Linked DNA regions of Homo sapiens: region 1 is linked to region 2. Evidence: chromatin contacts called from ENCODE Hi-C or POLR2A ChIA-PET data. All regions are on one chromosome and are shown on one strand. The core of a region is the stretch at or near the end of the contact, and the rest is flanking DNA. Distances in the headings are between cores, read along the strand shown.

Region 1 (4,100 bases), core at 1,402-3,901, 4.6 Mb before region 2:
ATCAGAACGCATTCACAGGAAAGAGGCTACTTGAGCTAGGTCTTAAAGAAAATTGTAGTTCAGGCCAGGCGCAGTGGCTCACGCCTGTAATCCCAGCACTCTGAGAGGCCGAGACGGGCAGACTGCTTGAGCTCGGAGATCAAGACCAGCCTCCAGCAACATGGCGAAACCCTGTCTCTACAAAAAAATTTAAAAAAATTAGGCATGGTGACACACGCCTGTAGTCCCAGCTACTCAGGAGGCTGAGGTAGGAAAATGGCTTGAGCCCAGGAGGCAGAGGTTTTGCAGTGAGCCAAGATCGTGCCTAATTATTATCTCAGCCTGTGTGACAGAGACTCTGTCTCAAAAAAAAAAAAAAACCAAAAAACTGTAGTTCAGCAGACGGGTAATGAGGACACCACCTTAGAAGCAACTCCACCTTTTCTTTTTTTTGAGATGGAGTCTCATTCTGTCGCCGGGGCTGGAGTGCAAAGGCGCGATCTCGGCTCACTGCAACCTCCGCGTTCCGGGTTCAAGCGATTCTCCTGCCTCAGCCTCCCGAGTAGCTGGGATTACAGGCACCTCCCACTACGACCAACTAATTTTTCGTACTTTTTTTTTTTTTTTTTTGAGACGGAGCCTCGCTCTGTTGCCCAGGCTGGAGTGCAGTGGCACGATCTCGGCTCACTGCAAGCTCCGCCTCCTGGGTTCACGCCATTCTCCTGCCTCAGCCTCCCAAGTAGTGGGGACTACTGACGCCCGGCTAATTTTTTGTATTTTTAGTAGAGACGGGGTTTCACCGTGTACTTTATTAGAGTCAGGGTTTCACCATGTTGGCCAGGCTGGTCTCAAACTCATGGCCTCGTGATCCCCCCGCCTCGGCCTCCCAAAGTGCTGGGATTACAGGCGTGAGCCACCACACCCAGCCGCAACTCCACCTTCTGTATCAGTACGCTCTTTATTCAATTACGGCCAGCTGTCTTAAACTTCTGACGATCACAGTAGATACTGTGGTGGTTTTCAAATATATCCACAAATAACCTGAGACTCCTCCCTCCAAAGGGTGGGACATAACTTCCTTCCTCTTCAATGTGAGACAGTTTTTAAAACTGCCTCCCTTCTAACAAACACAATGTGACAAAAATGACAGTGTCTGATGTCTGAGATTAGGACATAGAGATTGTGGTTTCCTCCTTGCTCTCTTGCACTCTCTCTCTCTGAAGGAGGCCAGATGCCACACCAAAGGACATCCAAGCAGCACAAGAAGTTCATGTGGACAGGAACAGAGAGCTGGTTGCAGGCAAAAGGCCTAAACTATCAACAGCTGTAGATCCTTCAGCCCCAATCAAGGCTTCAGGTGATTGCAAATAGGAATCAACCAGCTAAGCCCTTCCCAGATTCCTTAATCACAGAAACGTAAGGTACAGGATAGTGGATAGACAGGGACAAAAGGAAGAGGATTTTGTTTTGTGTTTGTTTTGAATTGAGGAATAACTTGTCCAAGTTAATATGCTGAGAAAAGGGGACTGTGAAAATATGTGTATATAGATATGCGAGATTCACTAATAGATACAAGCTCCCACTCTGTGCTAAGTGTTACAGTTAAAACAAAGATACCGTCCCTGTCTTCAAGTCTAGTAGAGGAAACAAATACACACTAAATGAAAATATATTTTAGCATATAACAGATGAGTAAATATTATCAGGTACACAATTCTTGAGTATGTGACATGTCAAATATTAATTAATGTTTACTGTTTCTTGTGTTTAAGTCATGTTTACCTGATTACTAATATTTCTCTTAATGGGACATAAAAGTGAAGGCCTTTGTAATCCAGACTTTTAGGGTACATCTAGCGCCATCACAAAACCTCCAGCTAAAGTTTCACATTAAATTCTTAGGGACTGTTTTCTTGCGCATAACCATGGCTAAATAATTTTGTTCTCTCCCCTTCTTCAACTTACATTGCAGAGAACTTACATTTAAAGGCCAACATCACGGGTGAAGATGAATTAACATCCTTCCCTTCTCTTCTTTGGTTATGTGGGAAATTGTCATGCTTCCTTTTCCTGAACCCTCCTGATCCTTATATAGAGAAGAAAAAAAGAGAGGGATCTTCCATCACCAAGAGTTTGCAAAACACAACATAGACAAACCTACTCCTTGCTTTAAAACCAGATACCCACAGGGCCCTCGCCTTAGAGGCTTTCTCCGCAGACTGACAGAGACGCTGCCCAGGCCTTTCCAAGCAAATCATCCAAGTTTCCACCAACTGGTGCTATGATCTGGCATTACAGCAATTACTGAACTAGGATAAAATCACACCTCAAAAATTTAAGAAAAAAGGAGGTGTAAACAGGGCCGATCTGGCCGGGGAGAGAAACAGAGGGGCCGCCCCCGAGTCTACAAGGGACGAAGGCATCCTTCAAGGGTGAAAAGGGGAAAACTGCATAGAAAGACTGGAGAACCTCCCCCTCCGGATAAATAACGCCCCGTGTTGTTAAGGACGCCACCTTCTTTGTTGCTCATGTCGTCACAGCCTACGGTGAGACGAGCGGAGACTGAAGGACCTGGAGCAAGAGGAGTGCGCGAGGTACAGGCCGAGGGAACCTGGGAAAACAGCCTGCAGAAAAACGCTTTGCAGCCGGGCCGACTACAACGCAGTGGCCGGAAGTCTCCTCTCACGTACTTCCGGCCTGCGTCCGGAGGGGAGGGGAGGCCGTCGCCGCTGGCTCCGCCCACCGCGTGGTCCAAGGACCACCACCCGCCACCGCCGCGCGAGCGTACTATTGCGGCCGCCCTCTGCTGCGCCTGAAGAGAGAGGCGACTCTACAAGCCTCACAGCATGCACTGTTACTAAAAAGACGATGCGTCCTCCTGGACCTGAGATCTGTGTGATCGTGGGAAAGCGACGAAAAACGTACGTAATTTTTTTCTGAAGGCACCTTCGGGACACCTTACCCTTCCCTCAGGGGGGCCCAGCTTCGCGCGCGGTGCTGTGGGGGTTGTAGTTCCTCCGCCGGAGCGGGACCTCCGGTGCCCCGGGCCAGGGATGTGAGAAAGAAGCGAGCCCTCGAGTTTCCTCGGGGCATGTGGGAAGGTTTTTTTCAGGATCCAGGCAGAACCTTACAGAGCTGGGAGTTTTTTAACTTTCCATTCCTGGCAGTGACGCCAGGAGCTTTAAGTGATGGAAATATGCGAGTCAATCAGTGGATGGTGTTAGTACTGTTTTCTCTTATGAAGATCAAGCCTGCCCTTCGGGTCTACTTCCACCTTTTCCCCCTGCCCGTCTCCCACCGTCTCCCTCCTCTCCACTGGCTCTCAGAAGCCGGACAGCCTGTGTTCAACTTGCCTCCACGGAGTGGTTGTGTGACCTTGATGAAGCACGCAACTTCTCTGCCTCAGTTTCCTTATCTGTAACATAGGGATAGAATAGTACCCGCCTTGTAGGGTTATTTGAGGATGAAAGGAGTTAAGTCTCGTGAAAACGCTCTTTCACATATAACTGCTCAATTAAATATTAAATACCATACTCCTCTCCCACCAGGGCTCTCCCAAACAAAATGATAGACAGGTGAGTAATAGCAGCTGTGTTCCACTAAACTGTGGGCATTTCATTATGAGCAGGTGCTGCCACCATATCTAGACTTTGTGCCGCCCCTTAGCCCCAGTGCTTCTCAGCGCTGTGATCCGGTCCCATGTAAGCTTCCGTCAATGTTTGTTGAAGAATCATGTTCCTGGTGTCAGAATAGGTAACTAGATGGCAATTCAGCACCGTCTAGAGAGAAACTCAGGCCAAGGCTTCATAACTGGGGTGCCCTAGGCCTAGTACAGAAAACACAAGTACATTTTAAGCTTTCTCTAAATAACCTCTCTATTGTGGTCATGTGTTGAACACACAGTCTTTTCTCCTTGTTAATTTAGGAACAAAGGAACAGTAAATGGAGTAACTTGGCTAGAATATGGCAGTAACTACAAGGCATGTTCTGCTCTGGCACGAAGGTAACCACCACTCATACCTCTCCAGCCCTGTGAATACGTCAATTGACTAAGCAGATTCCTTGAGGATAAAGTAGGCTCCTGGGGACCTTGCTTGTTGGGCTACTTGCTTTGTGGATGT
Region 2 (4,232 bases), core at 138-2,637:
ACCTCAGCCTCCTGAGTAGCTGGGATTATAGGCGCCCGCCACCACATCCGGCTAATTTTCGTATTTTTTTTTTTTCGGTAGAGACGGGGTTTCACCATTTTGGCCAGGCTGGTCTCGAACTCCTGACCTACGGTGATCCACCCGCCTCGGACTCCCAAAGTGCTGGGATTACAGGCGTGAGCCACCGCACCCAGCCGCCTGAGTCTTACAGATGCTGCTCCTGTAGCTCCCCTTTTGTCTCTCCTCGGGAGAAAGGCCTTCCTCCAAAAGAAGAGTCTCCCAAGAGCCCTCCTGCCAGGATGACCTACCCATCCACAGCGTGACAACTGGCAGGCTGGCATCAAGGAATGTTCAAATCCTTTGGCAATCAGGTAGGCCTGGCATGACCAGCTACTCAATCCTGTCACGTAGATCCAAGGCCCAAGTGAACGTGCACAAGTTTTTCAACAGGCTGTAGGCCCGACTCAGGCTGGAAGACTGCACACAAGCCTCTCACCCTTCAGGAACCTGACATCTCTCACCCAAATGGGGAGTCCCAACACCCAAACCTGCCCCTGCAGCACTCCCCATCGCCCAAAGAGGGTTTGGCAGAGGGGCTGTTACCTCTGTGCAATGGGTGAGAATGAGCCTCGGAAAGGTTCGAGTTTAGGGGAGTAAGCCCAAACCACTCACAAGACCCCCCAGAGTTTGGAGAAGAGGAAAGGCCAAAGAAAAGCGAAAGGAAGAAAGGATCAAAAAGGATCCCCTGTCCCAAGTTCACACAAAATTCCCACCTGCGAAGCCCAACAGCTGGCTCCAGCCAAGGAAGTCAAAGTTCTCACCCAAACCTGCAGCCAGCGGCAACGAGCCTAGAGCCCCAGACACACAGTGCAAGGGGGTCTGGGAGTGAAGAACAACATTATTAGAAAGCGAAGCATCAAAGCTGTATTGGCGACCAAAGGGCATGGGCAACGGGCATTCGGCAGCGGGAAGGCGGTCGGGCAAGCAGCGGGCGTGTTCCAGGGACCCAAGGCTCTGCACGTGGCCCTCGTCTCCTCCCCGAAGCAGGAACGAGGGGCTGAGGTGGACCCAGGGACGTGAGACGGCTGCAGAGGACCCACCCTGCAACTGAGGCGCCCCCACTGCGTCCGGACCTGAGGCTCGCGGCCAGCGAAACTCGCGGGGAAGCTGCGCTGTCACATGAAGAGAATGCAAGAAGGGCTGAGGTGGGTGTTGACCCCAGCTCTGGCCGCAGCCAGACGGCGCCTGGGCACGCGGCGGGCCGGCGGGTGGCAGCCTTACCTGGCTGCAGGAAGCTGGGATCCGCGGTCACCTTCTAGCCGCCTCCGCGCCCGCCTCTGCGCGCTGGCCACCGCGCTGACGCCCGCCACGCGCTCCGGATCTGTTTACCAACTCGCCCGCTCCGGGGGAGCCCCAGCTCACAAGCCCCGCCCCGCGGGCCGCTCCCATTGGCTGCACCGCCGTCCGCCTGCCGAATGCCGCTCTGCGCGTGGGAGCGTGCTCGGCCCGTGCTCCCGGCCCGTAGCCAATCGCGACCGAGAGCGGAGCAAGAGGAGCCAATGGGAGGCTACCTTAGCGGACAGGGCCCTCCTGTTCTCCTTTTCCCCACCTCCCGGCTACCTTTCTCTCTAGCAAACCGGGGCTGGAGGCCTGGCTTTGGAGTTGCTGGCCTGCGCGCATGCGCCTTGAGAACGGGAGCCTTTTTCACTGCGATGCAGTGTGCGTGGCCGCAAAGGCACCCCTGCGTGCTTGTTGCCTCCAGACTGGTGCTTGCTGGGCCTCTGCGCGGGCCTGGGAGGGGAGGCTGTGGACCAAGCAGACGCGACTGCGGGGCGTGGAGGGTGCCGCCGCTTTAAGGACCGGGCGATGCCTGTTCTTTGCTCCTCTCTATGTAGCAAGAGCCCCTTGCCCAGGGTCCACAAAAAGCACTCCGAGGAGGGGAAACGCGGCGGGCAAGGCCGCGCACTTCCACTTCCGGCCCTTCGGCCGGGGCCCTTCAGGCTAAGGATGCTTGTTTTGTGTGGCGCCATCCTCAAAACAGGAAGCCTCTGCCACCCGCGCCCCGAGGGTAGAGAGATAGTACCCTCACCGGAGTCGCTGTCCGCCCGCCGGTCTCGTCGGCGTGCAGGTGCCCGCAGTCGCTGACAGCCGGGGTTTTGGAGGGCGCGCAGCCAACACGGGATGGAGCTCGGGTGCAGCCCTCGGCGTCCCCGCCGAGCAGCCCTGGGAGGCACCGCCACCAGCAGCACGCAGATTTGCCCCGTCACTCCCTCCTTAACGAGAAAAGGAACGTATGAGCCAAAGTCGGCTCGACAATTTCCACTCAGATGACCCCAAACACTGGTCTGCAGCTCTGTTAATCGTTCTTGTGGAAAAAAGAAATAACAATTTAGTTTTTCATGAAATGAAATACTCAAGCCAAAGGATTGTTCCTTATTCTGAGCCTCCCCCCGCTTTTTTTTTTTTTTTTTTTTTGGTATTGTGAAACGAAAATTCACTCTGCCAAAAGGAAAAAAAATTAAACTGAAAGCTGAGTCATGCAACTGCCTTTCCTTTTGTTCCTAAGCAGATAGCTACAGATTAAAGGTGAAGTATCTCCACTCTATGTTCACCTTATCTTGTGTAAAGTGCCGATTTACTGAGCGCCAAATACATAACTGTTGCCCTACCTGCTCCCTTTATCGCAACATGTGGCTTCAATAATGTGAACATACCTTCCATCTTCCCCCTCCAGCCTGCTTTTCCCCTTTAAATATTGAAGCCCTCAAAATCATCTTTGGAGAAAGGCACAGACCTGTCTTCTGGGCGCGAGTCCTTCACCTTCGCAACATAAATTTCTAAACTGATACAGGTACTTTTCGGTTCACAAATATTGACATTTAACTTAATTGAAAGTCGTTTGTTTTATATTATCACTTGGAAAAATTTAAAGTTAGCTGTTCTATGTTGATGCCTAAAATTGGGGATAGGGGCCTGCTTTATTATAATGAAATCCAGAAGTGAACCTAATTTCACAGTCCCCCATCGGCTCCCCAGAGATCTGCCTGAGTTCCCAAGAACAGAATTCTAAGTGTGTGTGATATGGGCGAACACAAGCTCTGTGTCAGGCTCCGTTCTTCCTAGGGGTAGGGGAGGCCTTTCTTCCAAGGAGAATGGAGACTGTGCCTTGTGGCGTCTGTGGCTGGGCACTGGTCGGCTGTTGGGTGCTCCTCTCTGCACATTCACATGCCCTCCCCGCAGTCCATGTTCTGCCTCCCCCATCTCCACCACACTAAATACAAAGTAAATTTTAAAGGACAATTAAGGAGTTATTTTGGCTAAAGTTTCAAGTAACTGCCCCAAACAGTTGACAACTTGCCTTGATTAGGTCAGCTGGCTCCCTTTCTCCACATAGGAGAAAAAGACCAAGCCTCAAGGCCTTTCAAGGGTGGCCGTTGCTTCCTCCTACAGTAACTGTTCCCTTACACGGTTATGCTGTTCCCTCCCTGTTTCCTCCAAGCTCTCCCAGCCTACTGACCCAGACCACAGTCCATGGAATAAGAGAGTTCCTGGTTCGTTACTTCCTGAATCTTACGAACTCTAGCCCATCAGATTTCAGCTGGATGAGAATGTGATTGTCATCAACTCCTGCTTCTGCTAAGTGGGGGAAGGATGTGGTGCTTCAGTTTCACAAACATGGGGCAGGAATTGGTGGCTTCCATGCTAGCTCAGTCCCACTCCACCAGCAATGCCAAGGCCAGCTTCTCTCCTAAAGTACCTTGAAGACAAGCATAACCCACCACCACAAACATTAGTTTTTCTTCAAGGACTGCCAGTCTGATTTACTAGAGAAATGACCTCCAGCTAGTCTATGCAAAGACAGGATCTTCCTCAAATTAATACGACTTTGACCTTACTCCCTGTGAAATAATGACCTCAGCTTTATTATACTAAAGACACATTTCTTTCTTTCTTGACCTGGCTTTTAGTGCAAAGATTTTCCCTGCAAATTATTTTTCAAGTGTGATAATGGGATTATAGTTAGATTTTTTAAGAGAGTCGTTATGTTTTAGAGATACACATTATCAGATGTAATAATATTATATATGGGATCATCTTCAAAATATTACAGGACGGGGGAAGTGAACAGGCCATGGGTTTCTTTACATTACATGCCTATGTGACAGGTGAATTTCTACCCTGGCTTACCTTTAGGAAACAGGATACCTGTGGTCAGAAGGTGCCCCACATGA

What was found. Hi-C counts contacts between places; a loop is a spot of excess contacts on that map. ChIA-PET counts read pairs that join two places held with the same protein, here RNA polymerase II (POLR2A). Pooled maps may share reads with other maps.
Region 1: a map with no recorded cell type shows a loop between it and region 2 (11-fold over the local background). The contact joins the promoter of TSNAX here to the promoter of COQ8A in region 2. A Hi-C loop is called at or near these places in 1 of 37 single-sample maps with no recorded cell type and 4 of 50 pooled maps. POLR2A ChIA-PET finds 5 or more read pairs at or near these places in 1 of 52 experiments (naive thymus-derived CD8-positive, alpha-beta T cell).

Annotation. Positions count from the first base shown.
Region 1 is chr1:231,527,220-231,531,319 of GRCh38, reverse strand. TSNAX (translin associated factor X) reads right to left here and starts at 2,651. Exons shown (of 6, transcript NM_005999.3): 1 at 2,494-2,651; 2 at 1,961-2,065. The coding sequence starts at 2,509. It overlaps TSNAX-DT (TSNAX divergent transcript), which reads left to right and starts at 2,764. Exons shown (of 3, transcript NR_173106.1): 1 at 2,764-2,900; 2 at 3,905-3,982. TSNAX-DISC1 (TSNAX-DISC1 readthrough (NMD candidate)) reads right to left here and starts at 2,667. Exons shown (of 16, transcript NR_028393.1): 1 at 2,494-2,667; 2 at 1,961-2,065. RefSeq lists enhancers at 1,895-3,094, 2,563-3,384.
Region 2 is chr1:226,937,449-226,941,680 of GRCh38, reverse strand. It overlaps COQ8A (coenzyme Q8A), which reads right to left and starts at 1,387. Exons shown (of 15, transcript NM_020247.5): 1 at 1,282-1,387. RefSeq lists silencers at 1,162-1,321, 1,372-1,681 and enhancers at 1,952-2,051, 2,242-2,291, 2,026-2,717.